Linked DNA regions of Homo sapiens: region 2 is linked to region 1. Evidence: chromatin loops called from intact Hi-C (ENCODE). Cell type or tissue: ovary. All regions are shown on one strand. Links, peaks and the distances in the headings refer to the core of each region. The heading gives the core; the rest is flanking DNA.

Evidence for each region. Peaks named below come from ENCODE experiments on the same cell type or tissue, not always from the same donor. Only the 100,000 strongest peaks of a DNase experiment are listed, where the experiment ranks them.
Region 2: a loop joins it to region 1, with 2.5 times the contacts of the local background. A loop is called at or near these places in 1 of 110 quality-filtered maps.

Annotation. Positions count from the first base shown.
Region 1 is chr17:66,735,349-66,739,737 of GRCh38, forward strand. PRKCA (protein kinase C alpha) reads left to right here. Exons shown (of 17, transcript NM_002737.3): 10 at 141-314; 11 at 3,416-3,507. Among named protein-coding and RNA genes, the nearest start is that of MIR634, 50 kb to the right of the region's middle. In ovary, for the core only: no CTCF peak of the experiment used is centred there; a DNase peak (open chromatin) is centred at 2,363.
Region 2 is chr17:67,291,992-67,296,380 of GRCh38, forward strand. No RefSeq gene overlaps it. Among named protein-coding and RNA genes, the nearest start is that of HELZ, 49 kb to the left of the region's middle. In ovary, for the core only: a CTCF peak has its summit at 1,904 (motif pointing left); a DNase peak (open chromatin) is centred at 1,910.

The DNA of each region.
Region 1 (4,389 bases), core at 318-4,317:
CATAAAGTTTAATATTTTTATGTTCCACATTGACAAAGGTGCACAAACTGTCACTGAGCCGTCACCTGGCCTGGTTCCTTCCCTCTGCCCCCCAAGATATGTGCTTACAAGTGTTCAGGTTGTTCTTGACGTGTTCTCAGGTGATGCTTGCCGACAGGAAGGGCACAGAAGAACTGTATGCAATCAAAATCCTGAAGAAGGATGTGGTGATTCAGGATGATGACGTGGAGTGCACCATGGTAGAAAAGCGAGTCTTGGCCCTGCTTGACAAACCCCCGTTCTTGACGCAGCTGCACTCCTGCTTCCAGACAGTGGTAAGGACCCTGGGAATCCCTGCGATGCAGTACCCAGCTCTCAGAGCTACGCCTCAGCCCAAAGCTTCTTAGCATCCTTGTTCCTTTGGAGAAGGCTGGAGAAAGGTGTGTTGTGATGTCAAGCAGAGGTGACTGGGGACCACCTCCCACCTCTCTCACTGGTAGATTTGGGGCATGCCTTCTCTGTGATGTCCTCTGCTTGGCATTCATGCCATTTAATTCGGCAAACATTTCTTTTTCTTTTTCTTTCTTTCTTTCTTTTTTTTTTTTTTTTTTGAGACAGGATCTCACTCTCTCGCCCAGGCTAGAGTGCAGTGGCACAGTCACGGCCCACTGCAGTCTCAAGTAGTTGAGACCACAGATGTACCCCACCACACTCAGCTAATTTTTGTATTTTTAGTAGAGACGGGGGTTTCACCATGTTTCCCAGGCTGGTCTTAAACTCCTGAGCTCAAACGATCCCCCTACGTTGGCCTCCTAAAGTGCTGGGACTACAGGTGTGAGCCACTGTGCCTGGCCTTAATTCAGCAAACATTTCCATGAAAGGTTTTCTTCATGCCTGGTACTGTGCTCAGACTTTGGGATACAAAAACAAACAAACAAAAAAACTCACAGTCTTGGCTTTTTTTTTTTGAGACGGAGTCACTCTCTCTTCCCCAGGCTGGAGTGCAATGGTGCGATCTCTGCTCAATGCAACCTCCACCTCCCAGGCTCAAGGGATTCTCCTGCCTCAGCCTCTCGAGTAGCTGGGATTACAGGCCGCTGCCACCACGCCCGGCTAATTTTTGTATTTTTAGTAGAGATGGGGTTTCACCATGTTGGCCAGGCCGGTCTTGAACTTCTGACCTCAGGTGATCCACCCGCCTCGGCCTCCCAAAGTGCTGGGATTACAGGCATGAGCCACCGCACCTGGCCACAGTCTTGGCTTTTTAAGACCACTGGTTCCACTGCCAAACATGGCATTGGAGCATAAGGAGACTTGATTTTGTAAAAGAGCATGTTCTTGTTCAATGCCACACAACAGGGACTGGCAAACTGTGGCCTATTCTCTATGGCTTGTGAGTTTAGGAAAGGTCACAACAAGGAAATCCAAAGAGTCATATATCGTGACACGTGAAAATTAGGTCAAATTTTAAATTTCAGCATCCATAAACAGCTGTTTTGGGACATCACCACACTCCTTCGTGTACCTGTCATCTACAGCTGCTTTTGCACCATGAAGGCAGAGTTGAGTTGCTGCAAGAGACACTCACAGCCTAAAATATTAATACATACTGTCTGGCCCTTTGTGGAAAAAGTTTGCTGAGCTCTGTCGTAAAGTAAAACTAAACAGAGGACAAAAAAGGACATTCCAAAGCACTAATCAGTCCGTTGCAGGGCTTGCAAGTGGCCTACAAGAAACAGACATGGCCGGGCGCGGTGGCTCACGCCTGTAATCCCAGCACTGTGGGAGGCCAAGGCGGGCAGATCACGAGATCAGGAGATCGAGACCATCCTGGCTAACACGGTGAAACCCCGTCTCTACTAAATATACAAAAAAAAAAAAAAAAATTAGCCGGGCGTGGTGGCGGGCGCCTGTAGTCCCAGCTACTCGGGAGGCTGAGGCAGGAGAATGGCGTGAACCCGGGAGGTGGAGCTTGCAGTGAGCCGAGATGGCGCCACTGCACTCCAGCCTGGGCAACAGAGCAAGACTCTGTCTTAAAAAGAAAAAAAAGAAACATAGATGTTTAGATGCCACCATAGTGAGACGTTGCCAAAGCTGGTCTTTCCACTCCTCAGAGGCTGCCCATTTAAAATATGACTCCATAATCAGTAGCTGTAATTGATGCGATTATTACTATTTTCAACTGCCCATTGATCAGAGATTGACTTTCTGTCTTATGCCTCTTTGAAAACTCTTGGGAGGAACCTCTCAGTGCTTTTGTGTTTTAGAATCTCAAAATGGCTTTGCAGCCACCCGGAGCCTCTGGGTGTGTAGCAGTGGCCGCGGAGTCAGGCGCCGGCCACTACGTGTCAGCCTAGCGCTGGCGGCACGTTGAGCTTCCTGCTCCCAGCCGTTCCCACTGACTCTGAATCAAGTCACGCCAGGGAGAGATGAGAGCAGCATGCTCGGAAGAGACAACCACAGCTCTGAATCCCAGCCCAGAGCCTGTAACCCTGGTTACCCTGATTAAGCTCTGGAAAGCTACAAAACAAAGAAATGAAGATGAAATTAAAGTTCATAACAGGAAAGCTAGAGACTGGGGCTCCCAGGGTTGCTTCCTGGCTATTAGCACCAGCTTCATCATTTTTTTCTCCCTGTGCAGCACTTTAATGTTTAATATCCTCTGTGAAATGGGGATGTTTTCTAGCAGAGAGCAGAGGTCATTATTTCACTGTTAAACCCCTCCATCTTCCTATCTGTCCCAGCATAATGTCCTCAGGAATATGCAGATTTATTTGGGTCTATGATACATGCCCATCATGGGGCCAACACTTAGCCTACCAGTGACAGAGAAAATAGAAAAACAGTGTTTGGGCATATTACAGATGCAAAAGAACATTTGATTAGCATCTCCATCTAGAGTCCCCTGTCCCATGTCCAGTAAATATATTGAGCATGTGTAATCCTAAGCCTGAGAGATGTGTTTTCAGGAGTATCCATTTAAACACGATACTACATTAGTATGGCACGCCTCCCAGACACTGCAAACCAGCCTTTAAACATTTGGACCATGGAGAAGCACTAGTTAAAATGAAATAATTGCCTTATGTGGATTCCTCACACCATCCCTTACTTAGAAATTTATTATATGTATAGGAAGATAGGGAAGAATGTTCAAGGCCGTTACTATAATAGCATATGTAACAGGAAGGCACGTTGATGGAGAGCCATTATTTCAGGGTTATGTAATGACTTTATACTTCCCAAGGCCCTCATGCAGTAGGGTTTATTACTTATTCTTTCTTTGGAAAAAAATGTGAAAGAGCTCTAAACTGAGCACATCTGCCCATGCAGTCCCCATTTAACTAATGAGAAAGCAAAACACAACCTGTGAAGAGCAAAGGAAGCCACTTGGCTGGGGAGGAGCCCTGCTCATGTGTTGAACCTTGGTCTGCAGGATCGGCTGTACTTCGTCATGGAATATGTCAACGGTGGGGACCTCATGTACCACATTCAGCAAGTAGGAAAATTTAAGGAACCACAAGCAGTGTGAGTATTATTTTTTAAGTCCTTTAATTTGAACAACCAAGTCCTACCAACTGGAAACTTCCTTTTTTCCCCCCCGCTTGAGATTGGGGGTCTCACTCTGTCACTCAGGCTTTGCCTCCCAGGCTCGGGTGATTCTCCCACCTCAGCCTCCTGAGTAGCTGGGACTACAGGCACACACCACCATGCCTGGCTAATTTTCTGTTTTTGGTAGAGATGGGGTTTCACCATCTTGCCCAGGCTGGTCCCGAACTCCTGAGCTCAAGCTGTCTGCCCACCTCGGCCTCCCAAAGTGCGGGGATTACAGGCGTGAGTGAGCCACCATGCCCAGCCCCAACTGGGAACTTCTGCTGGGTGAAATGGGAAAGTGGGATTCTGCCCAGTTTTAGGTTGAATGTTATAAACCTAAACATGGGAGGCGGAGGGCAGATATACTGGTAGGATCCATCTAAGATGGTTCCTAAGGAGCAGTTTATTCTATTTCCAGTATTTCCAATAAACTGGAGATGTTGCCATATCCCATCATCACCCAGGTCCACCCTTGTTGATGGAGTTATTCTTATCTGTTGAACAAATGGTTATCACACACCTGCTCTGCACCAGGCACTGGGGTTGCGAAAGGAACGAGGTGCTCCCTTTCCAGAGGGAGTTTACACTCCACCCTGGAGGTGGAGAAGTCACCTAACAATTAATAGTGCGTTGCTGTAACTTTAGAGACTTGCGCAGGATACCAGGATAACACGTAAGCCCCTAAAAATCGGGGAGAGGGAAGTGCAACCCCACGAAATGACCGGCTCAGAGGTGGGGGAAGAGCCTTCCAGGAAGAGATGTGAACAGAGGCAGAAGCAAGTCCAGGGAAGCAGCCTTGCAGCTCAGCAGGTGTGG
Region 2 (4,389 bases), core at 201-4,200, 560 kb after region 1:
TTTCCCAAAGAATGAATTTTCTTCACATGAATGGTGAGGCTGTCTCACAGCCACCTCACAGAAGCAGCATCATGCCTCTTCATAGCTTGGCATTAGTCACTTTCTCTGAATTCTCACTTTGCGGTTGGGGTGGGCTGGATGGAGCCTTAGAATGTGCCTAAGAGGGTGCCCCGGAGCTTTGGGAGAGGGACTCATATTTAAGAATAGAGTGAGGGCCCGGTGCGGCGGCTCACGCCTGTAATCCCAGCACTTTGGGAGGCCAAGACAGGCAGATCACCTGAGGTCAAGAGTTTGAGAAGAGCCCAACTAACGTAGTGAAACCCCGACTCTACTAAAATTACAAAAATTAGCTAGGCATGGTGGCATGTGCCTGTAATCCCAGCTACTCGGGAGGCTGAGGCAGGAGGATCACTTGAACCTGGGAGGTGGAGGTTGCAGTGAGCAGAGATCGCGCCACTGCACTCCAACCTGGGTGACAGAGAGAGACTCTGTCTCAAAAATAAAAATATGGCCAGGCCCGCTGGCTCACATCTGTAATCCCAGCACTTTGGGAGGCTGAGGCAGGTGGATCACCTGAGGTCAGGAATTCGAGACCAGCCTGGCCAACATGGTGGACCCTGTTTCTACTAAAAACACAAAAGTTAGCTGGGTGTGGTGGCGGGCGCCTGTAATCCCAGCTACTCAGGAGGCTGAGGCAGGAGAATCGCTTGAACCTGGGAGGGGGAGGTTGCAGTGAGCCAAGATTGTGCCATTGTACTGCAGCCTGGGCGACAACAGCAAGACTCTGTCTTAAAAAAAAAAAAAAGTTTAAAAAAAAAACAAAAACAAAACAAAAGAATAGAGTGACGACATCTGGGAAGGCTGAGGCTGAGGGGCTGGAAACCTGGCTTGAGAGAAGGATGAGGTGATGAGAGCTAGAAAGTTTGCAGCTGTGGCCACCCTCGGGCACCTCTCCCACTCACACAGAGCAGCCTGCCTCAATGTCTGCCTCCCTCTCAGGTGGGTGGGCTGGGGGCTGTCTGTGGAGGTGGAGGCAGAGCTCCCTGCTGTCCATGAGAAGTTCAAGGCAATGAGGCATGCCCACTCTGAGTTCCTGGCTGGGAGGAGGGTCAGGAGAGGGCCAACCCTCAAGCCCTGTTCTTTGTCTCTTTTTTTTTTTTTTTTTTTTTTTTGTCATCACTCAGGCTGGAGTGCAGTGGCACCATCACAGCTCACTGCAGCCTCAACCATCTGGGCTGAAGCAATCTTCCCACCTCAGCCTCCCGAGTAGCTGGTACCACAGGTACACACCAACACACCTGGATAATTTTTGTATTTATTGTAGAGTAGGGGTTTTGCCATGTTGACCATGGGTGGTCTCGAACTCCTGGGCTCCAGCGATGTGCCCTCCTGGGCCTCCCACAGTGCTGGGATTGCAGGCGTGAGCCATGTGTCCAGCCTCCGCTGCTCTTGTCTTGGAGATGACGCCAACCTTGGGGGAGGAACGTCTATCGTTCTACTTCTTCTTCCCCTTCTCCAACTGGGCTCCTTCCATTGCCCTATCCTCCCGAGTCAGAAAGGAAAATTCCCTAGGGCTCACCCCCTCCCTCTCCTGCAGGCCTGCGTCCCTTCCTGGGGCTGAAGCTTCTGGGCCTGCCCCAGGGTCCTGAACGGCTGACAACACACGGATCAACTGGACCACTGGTGACCACAGAAAGGAGGCTGCAGCTGTTTCTTGCTACGCTTCGAGAGATCAAAGAGCGTGCGGAGCACTGGCCCGCTTCAAAGAACAAGACCCAGGAGAGGAAGGGCCTCGCAGACCTCCTGACTCAAGGCGACCTCCTCCTGATTCAGGGCACCCTCCTGACTTAGGGCACATTTAGGCTCCTGCAAAGGGAGCGCAGCCTGAGGCCGTGAACAGCGCCACCCCCTAGTGGCTTAGAAGGGCCATGCTAGTCTCTCCAGGAAGCCAGGTATCATTCGTTTCTTTAAAAATAAAACCAAACAGGCCGGGCGCGGTGGCTCATGCCAATAATCCCAGCACCTTGGGAGGTCGAGGTGGGCGGATCACCTGGGGTCAGGAGTTCAAGACCAGCCTGGCCAACACGGTGAAACCCTGTCTCTACTAAAAGTACAAAAATTAGTTAAGCGTGGTGGCACACGCCTGTAATCCCAGCTACTCTAGAGGCTGAGGCAGGAGTAATCGCTTGAACCCAGGAGGTGGAAGTTGCAGTGAGCCAAAATCGCACCATTGCACTCCAGCCTGGGCGACAAGAGTGAAGCTCTGTCTCAACAACAACAAAAAACCAAACAATAAAGTATATATATATATAAAGTATATTTTAAAATATATATAACATATAAATATATATTTTTTAATACATATAAATATATTTTATTTGAACTCCTGACCTCAAATGATCCACCCAGCTCAGCCTCCCAAAGTGCTAGGATTACAGGCGTGAGCCACAGCGCATGGCCTTTTTGTTTTATAAAACTTTTTTTTTTTTTCTGAGACAGAGTCTTGTTCTGTTCCCCAGGCTGGGGTGCAGTGGCGCCATCCTTGACTCACTGCATCCTCGACCCCCTGGGCTCAAGTGATCCTCCTGAGAGGTGACAGCGTGCTGGCAGCCCTGGCTCGCTCTCTGCGCCTCCTCTGCCTGGGTCCCACTTTGGCGGCACTTGAGGAGCCCTTCAGCCCGCCGCTGCACTGTGGGAGACCCGTCCTGGGCTGGCCAAGACCGGAGCCGGCTTCCTCAGCTTGCCGGGAGGTGTGGAGGGAGAGGCGCAGGCAGGAACCGGGGCTGCGTGCGGCGCTTGCGGGCCAGCGCGAGTTCCGGGTGTGCGTGGGCTCGGCGGGCCCCGCACTCGGAGCGGCCCCCCAGCCCACAAGCCCCAGGCATTGAGGGGCTTAGCACCTGGGCCAGCAGCTGCTGTGCTCGACTTCTCGCCAGGCCTTAGCTGGCTCCCCGCGGGGCAGGGCTCGGGACCTGCAGCCCGCCATGCCTGAGCCTCCCCTCCCCGCCATGGATGGGTTCCTGCGCGGCTGGAGCCTTCCCAAGGATCGCCGCCCCCTGCTCCAGGGCGCCCAGTCCCATCGACCACCCAAGGGCTGAGGAGTGCGGCGGCACAGCACCGGACTGGTAGGCAGCTCCACCTGCGGCCTTGGTGCAGGATCCACTGGGTGAAGCCAGCTGGGCTCCTGAGTCTGGTGAGGACTTGGAGAACCTTTATGTTTAGCTAAGGGATTGTAAATACACCAGTCGGCACTCTGTATCTAGCTCAAGGTTTGTAAACACACCAATCAGCACCCTGTGTCTAGCTCAGGGTTTGTGAATGCACCAATCCACACTCTGTATGTGGCTTCTCTGGTGGGGACTTGGAGAACCTTTATGTCTAGCTAAGGGATTGTAAATACACCAATCGGCACTCTGTATCTAGCTCAAGGTTTGTAAACACACCAATCAGCACCCTGTGTCTAGCTCAGGGTTTGTGAATGCACCAATCAACACTCTGTATCTAGCTACTCTGGTGGGGACTTGGAGAACTTTTGTGTCCACACCCTGTATCTAGCTAATCTAGTGGGGATGTGGAGAACTTTTGTGTCTAGCTCAGGGATTGTAAACGCACCAATCAGCACCCTGTCAAAACGGACCAATCAGCTCTCTGTAAAATGGACCAATCAGCAGGATGTGGGTGGGGCCAGATAAGGGAATAAAACTGCTTAAAACTGCTTGCCCGAGCCAAAAGTGGCAACCCGCTGGGGTTCGTGTCCATGCTATGGAAGCCTTGTTCTTTCACTCTGCAATAAATATTACTGCTGCTCACTTTTTGGGTCCACTCTGCCTTTATGAGCTGTAACACTCACCGGGAAGATCTACAACTTCACTCCTTGAGCCAGGGAGACCACGAACCCCTCGGGGAAGGAACGAAGAATTCCAGACGCACCGTCTTAAGAGCTGTAACGCTCACCGCGAAGGTCTGCAGCTTCACTTCTGAGCCAGCGAGACCACGAGCCCACCAGATGGAAGAAACTCCAAACACATCCGAACATCAGAAGGAACAAACTCCGGACACACTGCCTTTAAGAACTATAACACTCACCGCGAGGGTCTGCGGCTTCATTCTTTAAGTCAGTGAGACCAAGAACCCACCAATTCTGGACACACTTCCACCTCAGTTTCCTGAGTAGTTGGGACCACAGGTGTGCACCACCACGTCTGGATAATTGTTATATTTGTTTTGCAGAGAAGGTTTCACCGCATTGCCCACGCTGGCTTCAAACTCCTGTGCTCAAGGAATCCACCCACCTCAGCCTCCCAAAGTGCTGAGATTACCATTGTAACCCAGTGCCTGGCCCTAGAAAAGTGTTTTGTAGCTGGGCAACATAGCAAAACCTCGTCTCTATAA